Regions from separate parts of the Homo sapiens genome. Here regions 1 and 2 are each linked to region 3. The links are chromatin contacts, found by Hi-C in ENCODE. All regions are on one chromosome and are shown on one strand. The core of a region is the stretch at or near the end of the contact, and the rest is flanking DNA. Distances in the headings are between cores, read along the strand shown.

The links. Hi-C counts contacts between places; a loop is a spot of excess contacts on that map. Pooled maps may share reads with other maps.
Region 1: a pooled map shows a loop between it and region 3 (4-fold over the local background). The contact joins two enhancer-like sites. A Hi-C loop is called at or near these places in 3 of 37 single-sample maps with no recorded cell type and 3 of 50 pooled maps.
Region 2: a map with no recorded cell type shows a loop between it and region 3 (3-fold over the local background). The contact joins two enhancer-like sites. A Hi-C loop is called at or near these places in 4 of 37 single-sample maps with no recorded cell type and 4 of 50 pooled maps.

What each region holds. Positions count from the first base shown.
Region 1 is chr3:23,652,453-23,655,152 of GRCh38, reverse strand. It overlaps LOC105376993 (a long non-coding RNA gene), which reads right to left. Exons shown (of 3, transcript XR_940651.3): 3 at 169-485. Among named protein-coding and RNA genes, the nearest start is that of UBE2E1, 150 kb to the left of the region's middle. RefSeq lists a silencer at 225-408. Within about 2 kb of position 1,417, at least 3 of the 41 ENCODE cell types and tissues checked have a DNase peak (open chromatin) inside an H3K27ac peak, as active enhancers do.
Region 2 is chr3:23,761,815-23,764,514 of GRCh38, reverse strand. No RefSeq gene overlaps it. Among named protein-coding and RNA genes, the nearest start is that of UBE2E1, 43 kb to the left of the region's middle. RefSeq lists a silencer at 1,200-1,249. Within about 2 kb of position 1,379, at least 11 of the 41 ENCODE cell types and tissues checked have a DNase peak (open chromatin) inside an H3K27ac peak, as active enhancers do.
Region 3 is chr3:23,070,580-23,073,279 of GRCh38, reverse strand. No RefSeq gene overlaps it. Among named protein-coding and RNA genes, the nearest start is that of UBE2E2-DT, 130 kb to the left of the region's middle. RefSeq lists enhancers at 1,870-1,939, 1,950-1,999. Within about 2 kb of position 1,364, at least 2 of the 41 ENCODE cell types and tissues checked have a DNase peak (open chromatin) inside an H3K27ac peak, as active enhancers do.

The sequences.
Region 1 (2,700 bases), core at 168-2,667, 580 kb before region 3:
AACCCCCCGTGTTGTCCAAGGTGATCTTGAACTCCTAACCTCAAGCAATTCTCTTGCCTCAGCCTCCCAAAGTTCTAGGATTACAAGTGTAAGCCATCATGCCTGGCCTTATCTGTATTTAAAAGTAATAAAATAGAATTTCATTCATAAATTGAGTCTGTTGCCATCTCCATGCTCTCTCCTGTTTATTCCCGATTCATGGCAAAAAGACTGTTGCCCAGGGCTTTGCAATGAAGAGAAAAATCAGCTTCAAATCCAAGCTCACAACTTACTAGCTCTTTGGCCTTGGGCAATTTATTGAACTTTTCTGAGAACTGTCTGCAAGTGTGTGTCAAGTCCCTTCAGGCAGCTTGCCACAGAGCAGGTGCTCAAACCGTTGTTATCTGCCCCAGGTGTCTTGCTACCTTCCTGCCACACCATTTGGAACTTCATATTAGGGTTGCTTCTCTGGTTTTGAAATTGGTCATCTTCTCTGGTTTCCAGGCCTTGTATTAAATGCAAACAAAATTTAAGGGCTTGCCAAAAACAAAAACAAACAAACAAACAAAACTCAGTAATTAAAAAATATAGCATCGTAATCCAATCAAAATTGATATTTAAAAAATTCCACAATGAACAAGATAACAGACATTTAATAAAGGTAGCCTTAGTCCTGTCCCAAATTCCTTTTCAAACCCTTCCCCCAATTCTGCCAATTCCTCTTGATTCCAATTCCTTCATGCCTTGCTCTCAAAGAATTACTTGAAAGTCATAAGATATAACTCACGTAGTCCAGGCACATGTTGCCACGTGGCTATTTTTTATTTTTGTAGACATGAGGTCTTCCTATGTTGCCCAGGCTGGTCTTGAACTCCTGGCCTCCAGCGATCATCATGCTTCGGCCTCCCAAAGTGCTAAGATTACAGACATGAGCCACCATGCTGGGCCTATTCTTTCTTAAATGTACCTTAGCTCACATTTAGTTTAAGGTTTAAAATTAGAAGTGTTTTGATCTTTATTTAGAAGTTTAATGTTTTTGTGATCAGAAACGTGCCAAGGGAACTTAACTCTTGTTTGTATCAGTTAGCCTTCAGTAAAATTGATCTGTCCTATGTCGTTCCGCTTAAAGTTGCAGTTTCCAAAGACCTATTGACAGTGTCAACTGAGGACTTACCCTCCAATGAAGACAAGAGGGAGGTCAGCTTTCTCAGGAAGCAGCCCTGGTGGCTCATTTGGCTTTTTCCACTTACCTTTCTGCTTCTCCCCTCCTTTAAAGACAGCATTTGTAACCTCCTTTGCATAACTGAATCTTCTAGAGTTTACAGACCCATAAAAGAAAGCAGACAACAGGGAACCGTGTGAAATGAAGCTGCTTAGGAAAGTCACTGTGAGCTTTGGAGGTGGAGGACTTGGTGGATTAGAAACTGAAACTGAACGTTTGAAATTATAAATAACACTCAGGTGCTTGCTTTTTATTTTAAGAAACTTGAACATTTTCATTGCTGGGGGAAAAGGTCAGTGAGGTTTTCCTTGGCCCTCTTCTTTCTACACATCTTGAAAAGTAATCTCTGAAGTAGGACTTCTAGTTAAATCCCTATAGATTTATTTTTCCCCATCAAGGGACGGTGTTCTAAAAACTTAGCAACAATAAGCAAAATTTCTTTGGGCAGAAGTAAAAATTCTAGACACACAAGCAGTATCATACAAACACAGATGGAGAAATTTAATAAATGAGAGTATCTTAAAGATTGGTTCCATTGTATTAGATAGAAATTTTAAGATACTTAAGTTTGGGTTTTAATTCCTAATCTCTGGACAAGTTGCAAATTTTAATTTTAATTTTAATTATTAGATTTTTTAAAATTATACTTTAAGTTCTAGGTTACATGTGCACAACGTGCGGGTTTGTTACATATGTATACATGTGCCATGTTGGTGTGCTGCACCCGTTAACTCACCATTTACATTAGGTGTATCTCCTAGTGCTATCCCTCCTCCCTCTCCCCACCCCACTACAGGCCCCAGTGTGTGATGTTCCCCACCCCGTGTCCAAGTGTTCTCATTGTTCAATTCCCACCTATGAGTGAGAACATGCGGTGTTTGGTTTTCTGTCCTTGCAATAGTTTGCTCAGAATGATGGTTTCCAGCTTCATCCATGTCCCTACAAAGGACATGAACTCATCATTTTTTATGGCTGCATAATATTCCATGGTGTATATGTGCCACATTTTCTTAATCCAGTCCATCCCTGATGGACATTTGGGTTGGTTCCAAGTCTTTGCTATTGTGAATAGTGCCGCAATAAACATACGTGTGCATGTGTCTTTATAGCAGCAGGATTTATAATCCTCTGGGTATATGCCCAGTAATGGGATTGCTGGGTCAAATGGTATTTCTAGTTCTAGATCCTTGAGGAATCGCCACACTGACTTCCACAATGGTTGAACTAGTTTACAGTCCCACCAACAGTGTAAAAGCATTCCTATTTCTTCACATCCTCTCCAGCATCTGTTGTTTCCTGACTTTTTAATGATCGCCATTCTAACTGGTGTGAGATGGTATCTCATTGTGGTTTTGATTTGCATTTCTCTGATGGCCAGTGACGATGAGCATTTTTTCATGTGTCTGTTGGCTGCATAAATGTCTTCTTTTGAGAAGTGTCTTTTCATATACTTCACCCACTTTTTGATGGGGTTGTTTGATTTTTTCTTGTAAATTTGT
Region 2 (2,700 bases), core at 130-2,629, 690 kb before region 3:
TTCCAGCAGAAGCATTTAGCATCTTACATTCTTTTGCACAATCTTTTCTTCTCTATGGTATCACTGAGGATTTGTTGCCTATAAAAATGTGAGGGAAATTAATTAAAAGTATTTATTTTGCCCCAATTAGAGATGAACTATGGGGGGCTCTAGCAGAGAATAGCAAAGACCCCTGTGGAACTATGAGATCCCTGTAAATATTCTGAGATGCAACTACATAGCTTCAGACCCTGGAATGGGAGGGAAACCCCTGCATAGGGAGCAGTAAATTACCAACTTCTCCAGTAAATGAGAAAGTGACTCTGCTGGCCACTGGGAGCGGGGCTGCAGAAGCCCTATGAGGTTTTCTGGAGGAATCCTGCTTCCGTTCCTTCCCATTTCCCAGGTTTGGCTCAACACCGTGATCCATGGTTACTGCGACCCTCAGGAAATTGCTGCTGTGGGAGCCTCCTCTTTTCCCAATCTACCATGCATACTCTTATTAGTCTTCAGACAATAATAATAATAATAATAATAATAATTATTATTATTATTATTATTATTTTGATGGAGTCTCGCTCTGTCGCCCAGGCTGGAGTGCAGTGCGCGATCTCGGCTCACTGCAAGCTCCGCCTCCCGGGTTCATGCCAATCTCCTGCCTCAGCCTCCCCAGTAGCTGGGACTACAGGCGCCTGCCACCATGCCCGGCTAATTTTTGTGTTTTTAGTAGAGACGGGGTTTCACCGTGTTAGCCAGGATGGTCTCCATCTCCTGACCTCGTGATCCGCCCGCCTCGGTCCCCCAAAGTGCTGGGATTACAGGCGTGAGCCACCGCGCCCGGCCTCAAAAATTAATTTTGAAAATAATGATATAATCTTTAAAAGAATTGTATTTCCAGTGGGCAGCACTCGCTTGATACAGAGCAGCAGGGCCATGTAACCTGGCTTCTAAATCATCACCTCTTTGGGTCCGCACGTATTTTTTATTTTTTATTTTTCATGCTTCAAATGCACCTTTGCAGAAGGAGATGAACTGGGGGACATGTTAGCGCCTCCACGGGCCTGCTGAGCTCTGTTGGCTGCGTGTGCTAAAAATAACTGGAGAGGTTAAAAAAATGTTGAAGCAGATTTAGGGGCTCTTCTGGAAAATGAAACACAGAAGCTGGGCCCTGGGTGGTTCTATTTAAAGCCGATCATCATCTCATCCATTCCTGTGGATTTACATGCGAAGACTCTACTCCCCAGCGGCTGGCTGAGGGAAGGAGGGTCTGATCTGCGTTAGGACTCACCTCCTCCCACGACCCTCTGCAAAGCAGCAGCTGTCCAGAGAAAAAGGAGTGCGCTGGGTCTGGCAAGCAGCTCAGTTCTTTCCTTCCACAATTGTCCCTTTGAATTGAGGAAAGCGAAAATAAAGTTTTCAAGGCCAATTTCACAATTTCATCTTCTGTGAAAAGCAAAATCAACGAGGCTATGAAAAATTACAAGCAGTTAAAACACTTTCATGTCGTCTTTCCCAGAGAGAGAGAGAGAGAGAAAGAGAGGAAATCAGACTGCTTTGTTCAAAGCAACGGCCAACTCAAGCCCTTTTTTTTCTTTCTTTCTTTTCCTTTTTTTTTTTTTAAACACATCTGGTCTCAATCTTTATACACCAGTGGACAAAAGCAATTAGACAGCTCTGTTTTCCACGTCATAATAATGGAAGTCATATATTTTCCATGGCTGTCTCATTTGGTTACCCAGCTCTGCAGAAATGGACTAAATGGAATTTAAAATGTGGGTCTTTTCTTGACAGTGTTGTTAGTGACCTGAGGGATAAGTGCTCCAGCATCTTCTAGAACCACCAGAAGTGAAAGAATAGATATTGCAAGTGTAGGCAAATAAACCTCAACGTAATTTACATGCCTGTGGGACAGGCCCTTCACAATCCTGTCTTTCCAACAAGCCCGGGGGGACAGGGATGCCTTTTTAGGATGGGTTCAGATTTGGAACGATCTCTTGACAAATCTGCTAGAGGATGCTAGAGGAGCTTTCATTTAAGGTGAAACTTCCGCTTTCTCATTGTATTGGTGAGAATTCTCTTGGTTGCCAGGGAGAGTCAACCTAACCCAGCCTGAGTAAAACAGAGAATTGGTTCGTATAACTAACCATAAGAAGACGAATCTGGTCAGACTCAACTGATTCCGAGGCTTCTTGCAATGCTATCTTCTTTTCTGCTCCCTCCACCTCTCCCGAGATTAGCAACTCCAAGAAAAGGATTGGCTTGGTATCAACAGTTCCAGCAATAATTCTGTAGTTATTCTCACTAAGTCAGGTGCCCATCCTTAAAATGGCTACAGGCTTGGGTCAGTGGTCCATTCCTGAAGATGAGAGTGGGGTCTGCTCCATCAAACCACAGGACTGAGATTGGGTAGGGCCTGACTCCACGAAAGAAAATTGTGTTTCAGCTTCAAAAGAAGAAGGGATGGATGCAAGATGCCATAGCTAGCCTATGTGGGACCCTTGTGAGTTGGAAACAGGCACCCCCTCCAGGCTGATGCAGACCTATGCCCCCACTTCTTGGGGAGCAGATGGCACCTTTGACCTGCCTTCCTCTGGGCAGAAGAAAACCCACACCTAGGACAGATAGTTGAGTGAGCAGAACTAAAGGTGGATATTGACTCAATTGACTCCTTGGCAGGACAACATTGTGCTGTGTGACAGACACCTGAACACTGTAAGTGGT
Region 3 (2,700 bases), core at 115-2,614:
AAGTACAAGAAAACCCTTTGTTTTATCCTTAGAATAATTCCATAAGCAATGCACAATTCATGCTTATAAGTTTCAAATGCCAAAGAAGACAGAATAAGATGGAAAACTTTACCTTCAATCCTTGCTACTTTCCATAATCTCTTCCCTTTGTATATGAAATTACTGTTAACAGTTGATATGTGGCCTTCCAATTCTTTTTACTTGCATATATTTAACTTTTAAAATATGAAGAAAATTATTGAGAACAATTCATTGGAACATAAATATGAAATGATTTCATTTCTTAAAAATGACTTTCTCCCATATGTGATATTTTAAGTTTCCCTTTTTTGTTGGGTGGTGAGTAGGTTCCTTAATGAAACTTAGCCCTTTTCTATAGCTTTCCTGTTACTTTCAGTTACTATTAAAGTGGTATTATTTTTGGTATTTCACATTGTATTTATTTTGAAACTTCAGTCGTAAGTGCAATTTGGAGAGGGTCTCCCCCCAGCCTCAGTGAGGGCAGAGCTATGTGTGGCTCTAGCTACTTGGGTCCATGTGGGAGTGGGGGAAGGGAGCTTGCTTACAGCTTTTTCTTGGTGACTGTATCTGCTATTCCAGCCTTTGTGAGCTCAATGAGGATGGTGAAAGTATCAATATGCCCCATCTAAGAGAGGCTTGTTTCCATCAGCGGTGGTGGGCATAGGTATCCCTTTGTCATATTTAGACATCTCTTCCAGCCAAGGATGATATCCAGTCTCATTCTTTGATGGGGCACATCTTTTTCCTCTGCCACACCCAGCTATGGTAGTTCTAAGAAGGGTTCTTTCAGTCTCAACCGCTTGCTGAAACTACCCACCTCCAGAGCTGGCAGACATGCGGGATCCCATCTTCCATGTCTCTCAGAAATCAAGAACTCGAGGCAATTCTGACTTTCTTTCCACCTGGCACCTCCCCTATTCCTGCTTGTCGTCTCTCTCTGCTCTTTGCTATGTAGGTAGCATGGAGCAGATCATCAGGTCATCTGGATAAGCAGACATCATATAGGGATACAATGCCAGTCTTTTATTCTTGCGGTCACCCCAAATCTTTACAAGTGATTCTCTTGGAGCATCAGTGGAGATTGCCTACCTTGTTTTGGGGAAAGGGAAGCAATCCTTTCCCAATCCTCCATGGGAACCAGAGGGAATAGACTCTTGCTGTGAATTGCTATTCTAAGGCTGGTGATCTCCTCCCCTCTTAGTTCTCTTTTTACATAGACTAAAAGAGGGTCATGTGGTGGTGGGTGGTAGGACTGCTTCTGCATTTTTGTTTCCTCTTGTAAGGGCTGTGGGAGGTGGGTGGCCTCAGTGTTGGCTGCTTTGTGCACATAAAAACATGGAGTGTTTAGTGACTCTGTCTTCAGCCCTGCCCATTAGCGGAAATTCTGTACCATGAGATGAATCCAAGTTGACATCTTGTTTCATATCCTCAGTCACTAGAATGTGCTGTCATGCTGGTTGTTCTCTATTTGTCCCTCTGCTCAGGTTCTGTTCTCCATCCTTTCTGTCCTGTAATGTGCCCTGGAGAGCTGACTTCTGTGGATTATATTATCTTGGCTTCCTTCTCCTCTTGCTTCTGGTTTGTTTTGACTCATGGGAGGCACTGGTGTAAGGTTGGAGAGTAATAAGGAAATTGGGGTATTTATAACCCTGACCCTGTCCCAACTCATGTTCCTCTGTGGCTTCAGCTGCTGCCTGGTGGCCCCTCTTCCTTAGCTCCAGCTGTAACTATTCTCTCAGTTTAAGGCTGGTAAAACTTCCTGCTGGTGCTGATCCCTGTTGTATTACCATCCTGTGTGGGTTTCCTCAATCTCTTGCTGCTTCTTTGACTCTGTCCACACCTGTGAAGAGTCTCTTCATTAGAACAGTTTCAGTTAAATCCTTTGAGTGGGCCATCTGTTTCCTGCTGCGACCATGACAAATATGATCCCCCTTTCTATTACCAAAATATCTCGAGGTCTTGAATGTCATTACATATATATTTACTTACATGAGAAATGGCTGTGTAATCTAATATGAGGAAACCTCAGACACATCCAAATTAGGAGGCATTCTACAGAAATAATTGGAGTGAACTATTTATTTAAGAGATAGGGTCTCTTTCTGTCAGCCAGGCTGGAGTGCAGTGGAGTGATTGTGGCTCACTGCAGCCTCAACCTCCCAGGCTCAAGCTATCCTTCTGCCTCAGCCTCTTGAGTTGCTGAGACCACAGATGTGTGCTACCACACCCGGCAACTTTTTAAATGCTTTTATTGCAGAGACAGGGTCTCACCATGTTGCCCAGGCTGGTCTTGAACTCCTGGGCTCAAGCAATCCTCCCTCCTAGGCTTCCCAAAATGCTGGAATCATAGGCATGAGCCATTGTGCCCAGTTGCCTGTACTGCTTAAAAATGTCAAGGTCTCTGGGTGTGGTGGCGCAGGCCTGTAGTCCTGGTTTCTTGGGAGGCTGTGGTGGGAGGATCACTTGAGCCAAGGAGTTCGAGGCTGCAGTGAGATATGATCATACCACTGCACTCCAGCCTGGGGGATAGAGTAAGATCCTGGGTTAAAAAAAAAAAAAGTCAGTCATGAAAGACAATGGTGTCATGACCGCTGCAAAGTTAGAGATAACTGGGTTTATGCATGTTTGTGTCTTTCCATAAGGTCAGGCTTTTATTAATGCTATTTCAATCACAAGAGT